Regions from separate parts of the Mus musculus genome. Here region 2 is linked to region 1. A link is a loop called in an ENCODE intact Hi-C map of the cell type or tissue named here. Cell type or tissue: left cerebral cortex. All regions are shown on one strand. Links, peaks and the distances in the headings refer to the core of each region. The heading gives the core; the rest is flanking DNA. Region 1 holds the start of Wls (wntless WNT ligand secretion mediator). Region 2 has its middle 61 kb from the start of Rpe65.

Region 1 (8,323 bases), core at 324-8,323:
GAAGTTAGCTAATAAACTCCTTGTGGGAATTGAAGTGAGGAGATTTTATCTATCCTCAGTTAGATATTCATCAGCAAAGATGTATTTCACATCTCTTTGACTTTCCATATGCTAAAGATTGAAATAAAATGATAAATAACAAGACTATCGGAGTTGGATTTTGTACTTTATTCTATCTTTTTCAAATTTTTTATTTAATATGTTTTGCATGTATTACTATATACCTTAAATATTCAGTACCTATGGATCCCCTGGACCTGGATTTTTAGACAGTTGTCAGACATTATGTAGATGCTGGGAATTAAACTGGGGTCTTCTGAAAAGTAGCCAGTACTCTTAATTGATGAGCCACCTCTCTAACCCATCTGTTTGTTGTTGTTTGCTTGCTTGTTTGTTTATATGAGTGTGTGTGCATGTGTGGCATGGGACAGGGGGTACAGATGCCCATGGAGACTAAAAGAGGGCATTGGATTCCCTGAAGCTAGAATTAGAAGCAGCTGTGAGATATCCACCTTGAGTGTTGCAAGCCAAACTCAGTTTCTTTGAAAAGGTGGCAAATGCTTTTAACTACTTAACTACCTCTCCAGACCCTATACTGGAATCATCTCTCTGATGACTCAAAATAAACATTTCTTTGATGGATGGGGGCAACTGTGTGTGTACATGTACGTGTGGGGGGGTGATGGTTACATACCCACACACATATGTACAGAGGCTAGTGAAGAACATACATGTCTTGCTCTATCACTCTTAATCCTCATCCCCTTGACAAAGGGTCTCCCACTGTACTTGGAGCCAGGCTGGTAGCTAGCAAACCCCAATAATATCCTTTTCTCTGCCTTCTACAGTGCAAGAGTTACAGGCATGTGCATCCATAATTGGTTTTGGTTTTGTTTTGTTTTGCTTTGTTTTTAATCTATATGCTAGGGGTTCAAACTCAGGTCATTCATACTTTCTCTTACACACTGAGCCATGTCTCTCTGTTTCAGGGAGCAATTTTTTTAATGTTGTTTTTTTTTTTTTTTTTTTTTTTTTTTTTTACAAGTACTATTGTCAAGTGGAAATAATCTTCTGGTCATCTTCAAAAGTGTGCTTCAAAAAGTGTGTTTGTAGGCTGGTTGTGGTGACACACACTTGTAATATCATCATCTAGGAGTCCAAAACAAGAAGGTCATGAGTATACAGCAACTTTAATAAATAGCAAGATAATACTTATTAAAAATATTCATAACATGATCAAATGTTATATCTGAGAAACAACTAATCTCTGATTAGCCTTACTAGTTTTTTTTTTTTTAAGAGAAAAACTCATATATCTTAGGCTGGCCTCAAATTCCATATATGAAGGATGACTTCTGATCTTCTTGATCTTCCCTGTTGAGTGCTGGGATTACAGATGTGTGCCACCATACCCAGTTTATGCACTGCTAGGATTAAAACTAGGGTTTTGTGCATGCTCAGAAAGCACCAGAGTTTCTAGCTTTCTTTCTTTGATCAAGATTATTGATTCAATTGTTGTGTCTTCTTATACACTTATATAAGTGTCTATACCTTGTAAGAACATACCATACGCTTGGTATTATTATCATTTTTCTTTTATAGGTGAGAACATTGAGCCTTGGAGCGCACTATTAACTATAATGTACTGTAGTTTCACACAGCAGGGGCAGGAATCTAGATTCCATTCCAGGAAAAACATTTAAGCCTTTTTTCTACATATTTATGTTATCAAATTGGGAAATGAATTTTGATAGTCATTATTAATATTTACAAAGACAACAGAAACTGAAATTTAAAAGCATCTCATGGAGAAACTCCTATCACAAAACCCACTCTATGAGAAAAGAATAACACATTTACTCAAAGCTTTCCATTATATATGCAAAGAAACCTATTCAAGACCAATGATACATGGAAGGTAACTGTAATGGTTTGAATGAGATTGCCTCCATAGGCTTATGTATCTAAACACTTGTTTCTCAATTGGTAGAACCTTTTGTTCTGTTTTGTGTTGTTTTGTTTTGTTTTGGGAAGGAGGAAGAAATGTGGTCTTATCAGAGAAGAGTTTTCACCAGGGGTAGAATTTGAAGTTTCAAACGGCTCAGGGATTCCCTGTTATCTTTCCCTCTCCCTCCTACTTGGGAATCAACTGTTCCTTTGCCATACCTTTACTCTAAAATCATGAACTCTCACTCACTGGCACTGTAAGTCCATATAAACTCTTTATTCTAGAAATTGTCAAGGTCATGATGTGTTATCATGGATATAGAAAAGTAACTAAGACTCTATCTGATTTTATGCTTAGGCTTGATGAAGCAGGGACGGTGATATAAAAAGATGATTCTTAAAGGGCCATGAGCCAATTGAAATGAACACTTCAGTTTTAGCAATCCCATTATCCAGTTTCCAGCAGGATCCCTATGGAATAAGGATATCAATTTCTTCCTCCCTTCCCTCCTTTTTCCTTTTCCTTCCTTCTTTTTCTCTCCTCCTCCTCCTCCTCCTCCCTCTTTCTTCTTCTTCCTCTCTCTCTCTCTCTCTCTCTCTCTCACACACACACACACAGCAATTACAATTTGGAAAATCATTATACAGTGAATCACAACTACCCTGTAGTTCCTTCAGAATACTCTTGAAGTTTTGATATAATCTCTAGTGCTCAGGAAGGAAAAGAAAACACATTAAGATTGTAAGCAAATGTTGGACAAGTAACTGAAGGAAGAAGAGGACAGTAAATAGTTCCTCCACAGGAAGATGACAAGAAGCAAGAAATCAGGTATGCTGGTGGCTTTGGAAACCTGTACTGGGAGGCCAGGAGGTACCTTTATAAAGCTAATGTGTGATTTGAGTTGCATTGGCTAAATAGACAGTTTATGAAACATGGAAAAACCAGGCCCTGGAGTTTGGGTCAGCCTTATCAAGAAATCTCTTAAGATCACCACTTTTCCTTGGATGTAGTGTATCAATATAAGTAAATCTCTCAAAGAGCTAACATTCTCTTTCCTCCTCTGCCTTCCATGGGGTTTGAATCTAGGACCTCAGATCAAGTTAAACAAGAGGCCCAGATCACTTTTTAGTTTTTGTTTTGAGATAGGGTCTCTAAAATTATCCAGGTTGGTCGTAAATTACTAATCCTCCTGACTCAGCCTCCTAGTAGCTGTGACCACCCACCTGAAACTCTAACTGGTACTATTTAACATGTATACTACCTACCCAACTAAAGTCCTTTAGGCTTTTTAAATGCAAGCTGTGGGCTTGCTTAAACATTCACTCATTTATTCATTCCACCAAAGTTCATGCAGGGTCTCCTAGTGTGAGAATTTTGTTAGGCACTGAGGGGTGGGGGCAGATACAAAGAGAATTGAACTTGGTCCCAGTCTCCCAGAAATTTACAGCTTAGTAATGGAAACAAATGTGCATTCATAAGACCTTATAGAAGGTGAAAATGTGAGAGCATGATTGGAGGGGATCGACCCTTGGAACATAAAGGTGGTGTAAAAAACCAAAACAAGAATTTTAAAACAAGTCGAGTTTTCAATGAACTTTAAAGCGTTTAGGTAATAGTCAACACCAAGACTGGCAGTCCAGGGTAGAGTAAGGAACAGACGTTTGATTTGTCTGGATAATAAGGCTCTTGAAGGGCCGTGTAATGAGGAATTTAGCGGGTTATAATTCCAGGATAGGGCAAGGCAGAAGGTACCAGAACAGAGACCTTATTTCTTCTCTTTATACTTTGACTTAACTTCATTAGACTCCTTTTTAAAATTCACCTCTTTCCTAGCGTTCAAATGGCTGGTGGTGGGGTGGGTTCAACATGTAAGTTAAGGGTTTGCAAAGAGGCCCATGAGTAACTTAAATCCCATACTTTGGGAACCCGAAAAGGAAACATGGTAGAGACTGCGTATGCCAAGCCCATTTAACAACACCAGCCACCCGACCCCCCTCAAGATGTTAGCTGTTGCCGGGGCAAGCTGCAGGCCAGACCTGAGGGCGGGTAGCCAGAGCTGGCGGGAGCTGAGATCCCTGAACTGGCGGGCCAGGGTTGAGGAAGAGAGGGAGGGAGGGAGGGAGGAAGCGCGAGAGGGAGGGAGGAAGAAAGAGAGGGAGGCGTGTCATGTGATCCGCTTCCCTGCTTCTTTAAGCGTCCACTGGCTGCCGGGCGGCCGCAGTCTCAGCTCTGGGCATCTGGGGAGCCCAAGCGGCTTCGCCCAGGCATCCGCGCGGGCGCCTGCGGTCTGTCCCACCTCCTCTGCTAACGCACCCTTGAAGTTTTGCAGCACCAGGAAAAGAGGGCAAGGAAGAAGGAGAGGGGAAGCGAAAGCATACCCTAAAACATTTACTTAAAGGAGAAAAGAAAGGGGGTCGCAGAAATGGCTGGGGCAATTATAGAAAACATGAGTACCAAGAAGCTCTGCATTGTTGGAGGGATTCTTCTGGTTTTCCAAATCGTTGCCTTTCTGGTGGGAGGCTTGATCGGTAAGTGTGAGAGCTGCAAACTTTCCCCTTTCCCTTTCTTCGGCCCTTCCCTCTTTTGCCTCTTGGGCTACTTGTTACAGTATCGCTGCCTTGCCTCTATGATCTAATTAGTCCGGCTATTGTGCTTAAGAAAGCAGAGCTCCATGGGGCTCCATGGGGCACAATCCAGTCTAGTGGCAAAGAGAAAAGGAGGGGAAAAGTTTTGGCCTAGTTTCAGTATCCACTTGAAAGGCAGGAGGGGGTGGGGGTGGATCTTAAGCATGGCGACGGATCGCGAGGAAGTGCTGGGTCGCAAAGTTGATTGCTCCCCGTGCTCTTTCCCTCGCCCGCCCCCCTTTCCCTCTCGGTTCCCTTCCAATCAGCACCGGGAGGGCAACGTAATCGACTTTATTAGGAATAACAGGGGAGTCGGGAGCTAAGCCCTGTGCCAGCCGCGAGCTGTTACTGGCTGTGGCTTGTGTAAATGCATTAGGTTGTCTCGGCGAGGGACTAGAGCTGGTTTTAGGGTCTCAACCTTTAAGCCCTTGGCTTCCATGCCGCCACCCCACCCATCTCTGGCGGTGGACTTGTTTGAACTGAGGACTCATAGAGTGGTTTGGGAGAGTCCTGGCCCTCTCAGCACGAACTTGGAGAGGGCGTAGGAGAAAGCCTGTCTGAAAGGTGTTGCTTTTGCCTCTTGTCCCCTCTGCCATCTCCCCTCCCCCTCTGCTTTGAGCCCCAAGATCCAGTGAGTCTGAAGCCTGAGGTCCTCCCCTGGCGCCAGGAGGATGTTTCCTGCTCCCTCCTGGGCTGCCCTCAGGTGACAGCTCCCAGGCGCCAGGGAGACTTTCTCAGTGCGCACCAAAAAAAAAAAAAAAAAAAAAGGCTTCGAACGTAACTGACCTTCTGCCTTAGGATCCACTCGGAAAACTCAACTTACTCCTACTGTCTTTTCCACCTCATGTCCCTTTCTCCTCAAGGTTCCGGACATCCTTGGACAAACTTCAGTGCCAACTTCGGAGCGGGCGCTGCTGGGCAGCTTAGCTTCCTTGGGGCTGGCTGTTGCTCTTGGCTGGGTGGAAGAGCTCAAGCAGGGGTCTGTGCTTCTTGAGGGAGTCCCTGGGCAGCGCAGGAGCTCCCTTGAGGGGGTGAGAGTAGTGGGTACGGTGTTTTTCCTATAGACTAGGGTGTGTTGGGTTAGCATTCCAGAGTGTCTGGTAATGGCAATCTTTGTAACACCAGGCTAAGTGTTTTAAACAAAGGAGAGGAGAAGCTTCAAGAAGGGAGTTCTGAGGAGGTCGAGTACACATTTCTAAGCCTCTGTCCTCCATATGGGCAAAGCACACAGAAACACACACACACACACACACACACACACACACACACACACACACACACACACAGCTTTTGTTTCGTTACGCCATGTACAATCTCTTTTTCTCTGAATTGGATTTTCCAGGCTCTTAATACTTCTCTGCTGGGAGCTGTAGGCAGAAGCAGTCTCAGTGATTACACCGCGGTTACAATTACACCTCTTGTTTCCCTTGATGAGCAGTTGCAGTTGGATGCTATTGGATCTTGTGTGATTTCAGTGGCAGACCATCATAAAATTTCTTGCACCTTGTGCTTTCAGGATTAAATTGGCCTATTATCCTTGCCTGACCTTCTCCTTTGAGGTTTTTTGCACACAGTAAACCATTACAGTTTCCTGTAGCTGCACCCCACCCCACCCCACGAAGCTGATGTGGGCCCACATACCTCTTGGTTCCTGTAGTAGGTTCCCTATAGCACTTCTGGAACTAGCATGTTTTCTGGAACCTCACCATTACAGTGGAGATCCCAAAGACCCCCTGCAAGTGTTTGCTGGACATTAGAATTACCAGTTAGAGCAGTTGTTTGCTCAAATTAGGGTTGTTTGAAGTAGGAAGTAAGTAGTGCTAAGGTTGTTCCCAACCCACCCCATCTAAGGTAGAACTTGGTTAATGAAGCTGCAGGCCCTGCCTAAATAGATTTTCCTAACTTAATACACTACGTTAGTTCTAACTTTTCTTAGAAAAGAAACATAACATTTCTTGGAGGAAGTTTTTATATAACTTTACTTTGTATCACTGTTTTACCTTCCTTCTCTCCCAGCTGCAGTAATTGTTCTCAGTTCTGGTACTGAGACTTAACAGATTATATGTAGCCTACACTAAATAGTGTTTTAGTTTTTACTTCTTTCACTTGCAGAGTAGCATTTTTTTTTAATCTTAAATACATTAAGGTAACCTAGGCTCTCTTATGACCTAAATACAGGAAATGGATATTAACAAGAGGTACATGCTATTTTTTCCACTCAGCTTCTCTAAATTGAAAGTAGATGAAGCTGTTCAGAGTGGACTAGTACAAGCAGTTCTTGAAATTACAGGAGCTAGAGCAGAGCTCTACTATTCAATCCCACTGCTACTTATGGGGTCAGGCATACTGATGATAAAGTAGTCTTCCTAAGGTTCCTTCTGAACTGTAGCCACTCTGATACTTTTGGATCCATGCCCCTCCGAGAAACTCAGGGGAGAAAAATACTATGGGAAAGCTCCTCATTGGAAATACATGACATAAACAAAAACAAAAGTACTCATGCCCTAAACAGCCATAGCAAATCATGAATCTCAAAGTGGCCAGGCAAGTCACTTAACCAATAGACTTATCTCCTTACTGGTAGATAAATGAGTTTAAAAACTCTTTCACCTCTGATTGTATAACTCTTTTAGTATTCAGAATTTTATATGACATTTGGATTAATATTCAGTTGTAGCCTCATAAAATCAAGGGGAAATTTTTAAAAGAAGCCATAAAAGCAAATAGAAGGGATTTGGCTAGGTTTATTTCAAATCCCCTGTATCCTAAAGGCTTTCTTACCTAACTTGTTCATTTGCTTTCTGGCTGGCTTTGTGGGTTTTTTTGGTACTAGTGTCTGTATATATTGTTGGACTTTTGATAACTTCAGTAAGGAATATCATATTTGGTAGAACTTGGTAGATTTATAAATTTATTCATTTATGGTTTTGTTAAATATTTGAGACACTATAAATTAGATATCTTTTTTATGCATTCAGTAAACTTCCTAAGTGGCTAGCTTTTTAGATGTATTTAATATTTAAGAACTTCAAAAAGGAAAACAAAATGTTTTGAAAGGTACAGCTTAATCTTACTTTCCTGAAAACCAGACCTGAAAAATACTAAGATAATTTTTCTTTGTTTTCATGCTTGATGAACTTAGTTCACGGAAAACCAGCTGTTGGGTAGTAGAAGGAGTGAAAAGAGACCATGTGACGAAACAAGAGTACAGCCCACTAAAAATCACGAACTGGGTTATCTGGCACATCATGCGTATAGACTCACCTCAGATTAATCATTTCTGGTGCTATGATGTTTGAAGAATCATGTTGCTGTTTCACCTAATTCTAAAATTATGAATAGAGCAGAGATCACAACTGGGCAGAATAGATTATGGTTAAATTATTTTAAGCAAATCTACTAATAAGAATATTTCAAACTTAAATTTCAAGTAAAAGTAAACAAATCACCCGTTATAATTTCTTTGGGAAGTTGCATTGTTCTGTCAAAAGTTACATGAGTGTCCTCCTTTTTAAATGCTGAGGATATAATAATGTGTTTAAGACATATATATGTGCATATACAGTTATCACATTTTCTCAAATAGCCCTGTCAAGGATGCAGAACTCTCCATTATTCTGTTACTAAGTGGAAACTGTTGATGGTCTTGATTGTTATCCATTCATATAAGCATTTGTCTGCTGTAGTTATTCATTTGAAAGTTGCATAAATTTGAAAAGTTAAGTGAAATCGTGGATAAAAAGGGTGCATA
Region 2 (8,337 bases), core at 321-8,320, 180 kb before region 1:
ACTAAAAGCAGTAAGGGAAAAAGGTCAAGTAACATACAAAGGCAAGCCTATCAGAATTACACCAGATTTTTCACCAGAGACTATGAAAGCCAGAAGAGCCTGGACAGATGTTATACAGACACTAAGAGAACACAAATTCCAGCCCAGGCTACTATACCCAGCCAAACTCTCAATTACCATAGATGGAGAAACCAAAGTATTCCACGACAAAACCAAATTCTCACATTATCTCTCCACGAATCCAGCCCTTCAAAGGTTAATAACAGAAAAAAAACCAATACAAGAACGGGAACAATGCCCTAGAAAAAACAAGAAGGTAATCCCTCAACAAACCTAAAAGAAGACAGCCACAAGAACAGAATGCCAACTTTAACAACAAAAATAACAGGAAGCAACAATTACTTTTCCTTAATATCTCTTAACATCAATGGTCTCAACTCCCCAATAAAAAGACATAGACTAACAAACTGGCTACACAAACAAGACCCAACATTTTGCTGTTTACAGGAGACACATCTCAGAGAAAAAGATAGACACTACCTCAGAATAAAAGGCTGGAAAACAATTTTCCAAGCAAATGGTATGAAGAAACAAGCTGGAGTAGCCATCCTAATATCTGATAAGATTGACTTCCAACCCAAAGTCATCAAAAAAGACAAGGAGGGGCACTTTGTTCTCATCAAAGGTAAAATCCTCCAAGAGGAACTCTCAATTCTGAATATCTATGCTCCAAATACAAGGGCAGCCACATTCATTAAAGAAACTTTAGTAAAGCTCAAAGCACACATTGCACCTCACACAATAATAGTGGGAGACTTCAACACACCACTTTCACCAATGGACAGATCATGGAAACAGAAACTAAACAGGGACACACTGAAACTAACAGAAGTGATGAAACAAATGGATCTGACAGATATCTACAGAACATTTTATCCTAAAACAAAAGGATATACCTTCTTCTCAGCACCTCATGGTACCTTCTCCAAAATTGACCACATAATAGGTCACAAAACAGGCCTCAACAGATTCAAAAATATTGAAATTGTCCCATGTATCCTATCAGATCACCATGCACTAAGGCTGATCTTCAATAACAAAAAAAAAATAACAGAAAGCCAACACTCACGTGGAAACTGAACAACACTCTTCTCAATGATACCTTGGTCAAGGAAGGAATAAAGAAAGAAATTAAAGACTTTTTAGAGTTTAATGAAAATGAAGCCACAACGTACCCAAACCTTTGGGACACAATGAAAGCATTTCTAAGAGGGAAACTCATAGCTCTGAGTGCCTCCATGAAGAAACGGGAGAGAGCACATACTAGCAGCTTAACAACACATCTAAAAGCTCTAGAAAAAAAGGAAGCAAATTCACCCAAGAGGAGTAGACGGCAGGAAATAATCAAACTCAGGGGTGAAATCAACCAAGTGGAAACAAGAAGAACTATTCAAAGAATTAACCAAACGAGGAGTTGGTTCTTTGAGAAAATCAACAAGATAGATAAACCCTTAGCTAGACTCACTAGAGGGCACAGAGACAAAATCCTAATTAACAAAATCAGAACTGAAAAGGGAGACATAACAACAGATCCTGAAGAAATCCAAAACACCATCAGATCCTTCTACAAAAGGCTATACTCAACAAAACTGGAAAACCTGGACGAAATGGACAAATTTCTGGACAGATACCAGGTACCAAAGTTGAATCAGGATCAAGTTGACCTTCTAAACAGTCCCATATCCCCTAAAGAAATAGAAGCAGTTATAAATAGTCTCCCAGCCAAAAAAAGCCCAGGACCAGACGGGTTTAGTGCAGAGTTCTATCAGACCTTCAAAGAAGATCTAATTCCAGTTCTGCACAAACTTTTTCACAAGATAGAAGTAGAAAGTACTCTACCCAACTCATTTTATGAAGCCACTATTACTCTGATACCTAAACCACAGAAAGATCCAACAAAGATAGAGAACTTCAGACCAATTTCTCTTATGAATATCGATGCAAAAATCCTCAATAAAATTCTCGCTAACCGAATCCAAGAACACATTAAAGCAATCATCCATCCTGACCAAGTAGGTTTTATTCCAGGGATGCAGGGATGGTTTAATATACGAAAATCCATCAATGTAATCCACTATATAAACAAACTCAAAGACAAAAACCACATGATCATCTCGTTGGATGCAGAAAAAGCATTTGACAAGATCCAACACCCATTCATGATAAAAGTTCTGGAAAGATCAGGAATTCAAGGCCCATACCTAAACATGATAAAAGCAATCTACAGCAAACCAGTAGCCAACATCAAAGTAAATGGAGAGAAGCTGAAAGCAATCCCACTAAAATCAGGGAGTAGACAAGGCTGCCCACTTTCTCCCTACCTTTTCAACATAGTACTTGAAGTATTAGCCAGAGCAATTCGACAACAAAAGGAGATCAAGGGGATACAAATTGGAAAGGAGGAAGTCAAAATATCACTTTTTGCAGATGATATGATAGTATATATAAGTGACCCTAAAAATTCCACCAGAGAACTCCTAAACCTGATAAACAGCTTCGGTGAAGTAGCTGGATATAAAATTAACTCAAACAAGTCAATGGCCTTTCTCTACACAAAGAATAAACAGGCTGAGAAAGAAATTAGGGAAACAACACCCTTCTCAATAGTCACAAATAATATAAAATATCTCGGCGTGACTCTAACTAAGGAAGTGAAAGATCTGTATGATAAAAACTTCAAGTCTCTGAAGAAAGAAATTAAAGAAGATCTCAGAAGATGGAAAGATCTCCCATACTCATGGATTGGCAGGATCAATATTGTAAAAATGGCTATCTTGCCAAAAGCAATCTACAGATTCAATGCAATTCCCATCAAAATTCCAACTCAATTCTTCAACGAATTAGAAGGAGCAATTTGCAAATTCATCTGGAATAACAAAAAACCTAGGATAGCAAAAACTCTTCTCAAGGATAAAAGAACCTCTGGTGGAATCACCATGCCTGACCTAAAGCTTTACTACAGAGCAATTGTGGTAAAAACTTCATGGTACTGGTATAGAGACAGACAAGTAGACCAATGGAATAGAATTGAAGACCCAGAAATGAACCCACACACCTATGGTCACTTGATCTTCGACAAGGGAGCTAAAACCATCCAGTGGAAGAAAGACAGCATTTTCAACAATTGGTGCTGGCACAACTGGTTGTTATCATGTAGAAGAATGCGAATCGATCCATACTTATCTCCTTGTACTAAGGTCAAATCTAAATGGATCAAAGAACTTCACATAAAACCAGAGACACTGAAACTTATAGAGGAGAAAGTGGGGAAAAGCCTTGAAGATATGGGCACAGGGGAAAAATTCCTGAACAGAACAGCAATGGCTTGTGCTGTAAGATCAAGAATTGACAAATGGGACCTAATGAAACTCCAAAGTTTCTGCAAGGCAAAAGACACCGTAAATAAGACAAAGAGACCACCAACAGATTGGGAAAGGATCTTTACCTATCCTAAATCAGATAGGGGACTAATATCCAACATATATAAAGAACTCAAGAAGGTGGACTTCAGAAAATCAAACAACCCCATTAAAAAATGGGGCTCAGAACTGAACAAAGAATTCTCACCTGAGGAATACCGAATGGCAGAGAAGCACCTGAAAAAATGTTCAACATCCTTAATCATCAGGGAAATGCAAATCAAAACAACCCTGAGATTCCACCTCACACCAGTCAGAATGGCTAAGATCAAAAATTCAGGTGACAGCAGATGCTGGCGAGGATGTGGAGAAAGAGGAACACTCCTCCATTGTTGGTGGGATTGCAGGCTTGTACAACCACTCTGGAAATCCGTCTGGCGGTTCCTCAGAAAATTGGACATAGTACTACCGGAGGATCCAGCAATACCTCTCCTGGGCATATATCCAGAAGATGCCCCAACTGGTAAGAAGGACACATGCTCCACTATGTTCATAGCAGCCTTATTTATAATAGCCAGAAGCTAGAAAGAACCCAGATGCCCCTCAACAGAGGAATGGATACAGAAAATGTGGTACATCTACACAATGGAGTACTACTCAGCTATCAAAAAGAATGAATTTATGAAATTCCTAGCCAAATGGATGGACCTGGAGGGCATCATCCTGAGTGAGGTAACACATTCACAAAGGAACTCACACAATATGTACTCACTGATAAGTGGATATTAGCCCAAAACCTAGGATACCCAAGATATAAGATACAATTTCCTAAACACATGAAACTCAAGAAAAATGAAGACTGAAGTGTGGACACTATGCCCCTCCTTAGAAGTGGGAACAAAACACCCTTGGAAGGAGTTACAGAGACAAAGTTTGGAGCTGAGATGAAAGGATGGACCATGTAGAGACTGCCTTATCCAGGGATCCACCCCATAATCAGCATCCAAACGCTGACACCATTGCATACACTAGCAAGATTTTATCGAAAGGACCCAGATGTAGCTGTCTCTTGTGAGACTATGCCGGGGCCTAGCAAACACAGAAGTGGATGCCCACAGTCAGCTAATGGATGGATCACAGGGCTCCCAATGGAGGAGCTAGAGAAAGTACCCAAGGAGCTAAAGGGATCTGCAACCCTATAGGTGGATCAACATTATGAACTAACCAGTACCCCGGAGCTCTTGACTCTAGCTGCATATGTATCAAAAGATGGCCTAGTCGGCCATCACTGGAAAGAGAGGCCCATTGGACACACAAACTTTATATGCCCCAGAACAGGGGAACGCCAGGGCCAAAAAGGGGGAGTGGGCGGGTAGGGGAGTGGGGGTGGGTGGGTATGGGGGACTTTTGGTATAGCATTGGAAATGTAAATGAGCTAAATACCTAATAAAAAATGGAAAGAAAAAAAAAAGAAAAGAAAACACAAAAAAAAATAAAAATAATAGTAAAATTTTTAAATTAAAATAATGTTGTAAACAACTATATGTAGTTACCAAAATGCCACCACAGGAGGGCTCACTCTTTCCTTGAGAGCAGCAAATTCTTTAGAACTTATTAAAGATCTCTAACCCTGGTGACTCCCAAGGACAAGCCCATAAATGAGATGATTCATTTTCCAGATTCCATCAGTGAATCACTGTTGAGATCACCCCTATTTAATCTGAGCTTTTCAAATGTATGAGTCACCACACAAGTCTCTGCATTCTAAATTAGAAATGAGAACAGATTTTGGGATGCTTAGTAAAGTAGCTCCTACAGGTTTTTTTTTTTTTTTCTCTGAAACCACGGAGTCTTGTATAGTCTGTAGGAATAGGGACAACACAGCACATGTATCCCCTGACAGCCACCTGCTATTTTCATGAAAAAAATAATAAAAGCCAATTCCTACAGTTAGAGGTTACTCTAGGCCGTCTGCTGAAGCCACAGGATCTAGTGACACTTCTGGGTATTGGAAAACCTGCCAACAAAGACTCGACTATTTTCTACTTGTATTCAAGAGTTAACACTTGAAATTATCTCCTTTAATGATACTCTCATCCAGGAAGATGCCCACCACCAGGGATGAAAAACCCAATCTCCAGCCACACCTCATTTGGTGTTCTCTATACCAATGACAAATATCTGAATGTTTGAACAGTTGAACTACTCAATTATGGGGAGACAATTTCCCAAAAAGTTTGTGTAAGCAAGATGCCCTCTTCTCAAAGGAAAGTCTTTCAGGGAATGTGAAATGGTTCAGTAGGTAAAGGTGCTTTCTGCTAAGCATGATGATCTCAGTTCAATCCTGAGTCCCACAGGGTAAAAAGAGAGAACCAAATCTTTCATGCTTCCAAAAGCAGTGGCATATGGTACTTGTGCTACACACACACACACACACACACACACACACACTGAAAAAAATGTCATGAAAACAAACATGTTTTAAGAAAAGTTTTAAGATTTGCACTTTTTTTATTCCCTTGGACTTTTAATGAATTCCTAGGGTCTGGCCAGTTCCAGAAATGCCTTCAAAGAATCACTTTGTTTTGTACCTCTTCTACTTCCTCCTCCAACTTCTCCCATGACCCCTCTAGTCCCTCTCAAATGCATGACTTTTTTATTATTGAATATATATCCTGCTAAATCCACTCAGGGTTGCTGTTTTTAAGTCTGACCACTTGGGATTAAATTTATCATGAGGCTCATCCCTGAAGAAAATTGAATCTCTGTTTCCCAGTACTTTATCTAGGAAGGGGCCTTGTGAAATTTTCCCTATCCACTTTGACTTGTAATCACATCGTTGAGATTTCATGGGTACAACTTCCCTATTATATATAGAAGACACTATCTTACAGCAGACATCTTGGTTCTCTAACCCTTACAATCTTTCTGTCCTCTTTCTAGAATGTTCCATCAGCCCTAGGAGTAGAGGTTGCATTATATTTGATGATTACATCATCTTATCATATCCTGAAGACAGTGTTTCACAGGACTCTTCTCAATCCTCCACTCTTAGAATATTTCCATTTTCCGTGATGTTCCCTATATTTTGGAGGAGGTGATGTAAATATTCCTTTTTGAGTACTCAACAGCTGTTTATTCTCAGTATTTTAAATAGTTATGAGTCTCTGTATTGTGTAATATATGAGAGAAGAATAATTTTTAAAAATTAGTATCTGAATTAACTATTGTCTACTGCAAAAAAATTCTCTGGCCAAGCCAGATAGTAGCACCAGTCTAAGGATGTAAATATAAATATTACATATGTAGGTAGTTTGGCTACATATCTGTTTAGCTCAATATCAGTAATAAGTTCCACCCTCTCCCCAAACCCATGTCATCCTTAGCTATCAGTTTCTAACAGATATACATACCCAGTATAGAATTCTTTCTGGATAGTAGCCTTTAAGTACAATCAGAAAGTGGACCCACTGAAATGAATTGGATGAGGATGGCCCCTAGAGGCTCATATATTTAAATGTCTGATTTGAAGTTGTTGGACTATTAGGAATAATTAGGAGGTATGGCCTTGTTTAGAGAAGGTGTATCACAAAGATTGAGTTTTGAGACTCCAAAAGCCCATCCTCCCACCCCATTCCCACCCTCTGTCTCTCTCCTCTCTCTACCTCCTGCTTGTGGATCAGATGTAAGCTCTTAGACACTGTTCCAGATCATGCTTGCTTAACATCCTACTTTCTGCTATGATAAAATGGACTAACACTTTGAAACTATAAGCAAACCCTCAATTAAATTTTTTTTTGTAAGTTGCCTTGATTATAGTGTCTTCAAAGCAATACAAAAGTTACCAAAGCAGTCACCATTTTACTAGTGGAACCATCTTGCCTGAAATGTTGGTTACAATGGGCATTTTTTTTTTAACCAGAAAGTAGTCTTTCCTTAATGGGCTTCAACAAAACCCTCTACTTCTACCTTGTTTCCTCTTTTCTAATTTAGGCTATGCTTTTATATGGTATTTTAAATTTTAAAGAATAATTGTAATAGTTCAGCCACCTTTAATTGTCACCATTTTTCACTTTCAAAATTAGTGTGTTACCAGAGATATAGAAAGAGGAGTTAGGATCAGAGACCTGATCTGCTCCCCTGAGGGCTCCTTACCCTACATAATCTTGAAAATAGCCCCTTTCCTCAAAATCATTTTTCTCCAGCAGAAGGCAGTTCCTAAACTGTGGGCTCTGTAACACACTAAAGGCTTTCAAAATCTCTCTAATAATTATAATTAAAACATTCAAATGGGTTTTTAATTTTCTTTCTGACTAGGCTGTTTCCTAGTCCTTTTCAGAAGCTCTTATTGTTCAGTCTTGACAGGATCCTCTGATAGAAATTACAGCTTTATGCCGCTCAGCATCTTCATTAAAATGCAATGCTGCCAGATATATTGCATGCATATAGAATAATTAAATCATGAATAACACATTTCCAAGCATGATGGCTCCTGAATAGGGAAAAAGTGTTATTATGAACACAGAGATTTTATATTATACTAAAAATAATTGACAATAACTACTATTATTTGAAGATTCACTACTTAAATTATAATTGCCTGTCGGCAACCCCATTTTTAAGACAATGGTAATTTACAATGGAAAATGGATGTGAATTTTTATGCCATTTTGTTGTTATTGTTGTTTTTCTTCAAAACAACACCTTTTAGTAATAGGGATTGCATAATTTGAGAATCTTCTTTTAGTTTTGTTATACACGAAAGGCTACTAGCATTAGAGCAATTTAAACATGTCTGGCTTCAAACTAATAATCACATATCATAGGAACCAAATATATGTTATTTTAGACATTATAATACATATTACATGTGTATAAATATATTTCTATTTTCCCAAATCTGGTGCACAACTATTAT

Evidence for each region. Hi-C counts contacts between places; a loop is a spot of excess contacts. Peaks named below come from ENCODE experiments on the same cell type or tissue, not always from the same donor. Only the 100,000 strongest peaks of a DNase experiment are listed, where the experiment ranks them.
Region 2: a loop joins it to region 1, with 2.7 times the contacts of the local background. A loop is called at or near these places in 3 of 42 quality-filtered maps.

What each region holds. Positions count from the first base shown.
Region 1 is chr3:159,835,572-159,843,894 of GRCm38, forward strand. Wls (wntless WNT ligand secretion mediator) reads left to right here and starts at 4,079. Exons shown (of 12, transcript NM_026582.5): 1 at 4,079-4,476. The coding sequence starts at 4,371. In left cerebral cortex, for the core only: no CTCF peak of the experiment used is centred there; DNase peaks (open chromatin) are centred at 4,146, 4,830, 5,556 and 6,000; H3K4me3 peaks cover 2,799 bases; H3K27ac peaks cover 2,446 bases.
Region 2 is chr3:159,655,792-159,664,128 of GRCm38, forward strand. No RefSeq gene overlaps it. Among named protein-coding and RNA genes, the nearest start is that of Rpe65, 61 kb to the left of the region's middle. In left cerebral cortex, for the core only: a CTCF peak has its summit at 4,992; a DNase peak (open chromatin) is centred at 5,177.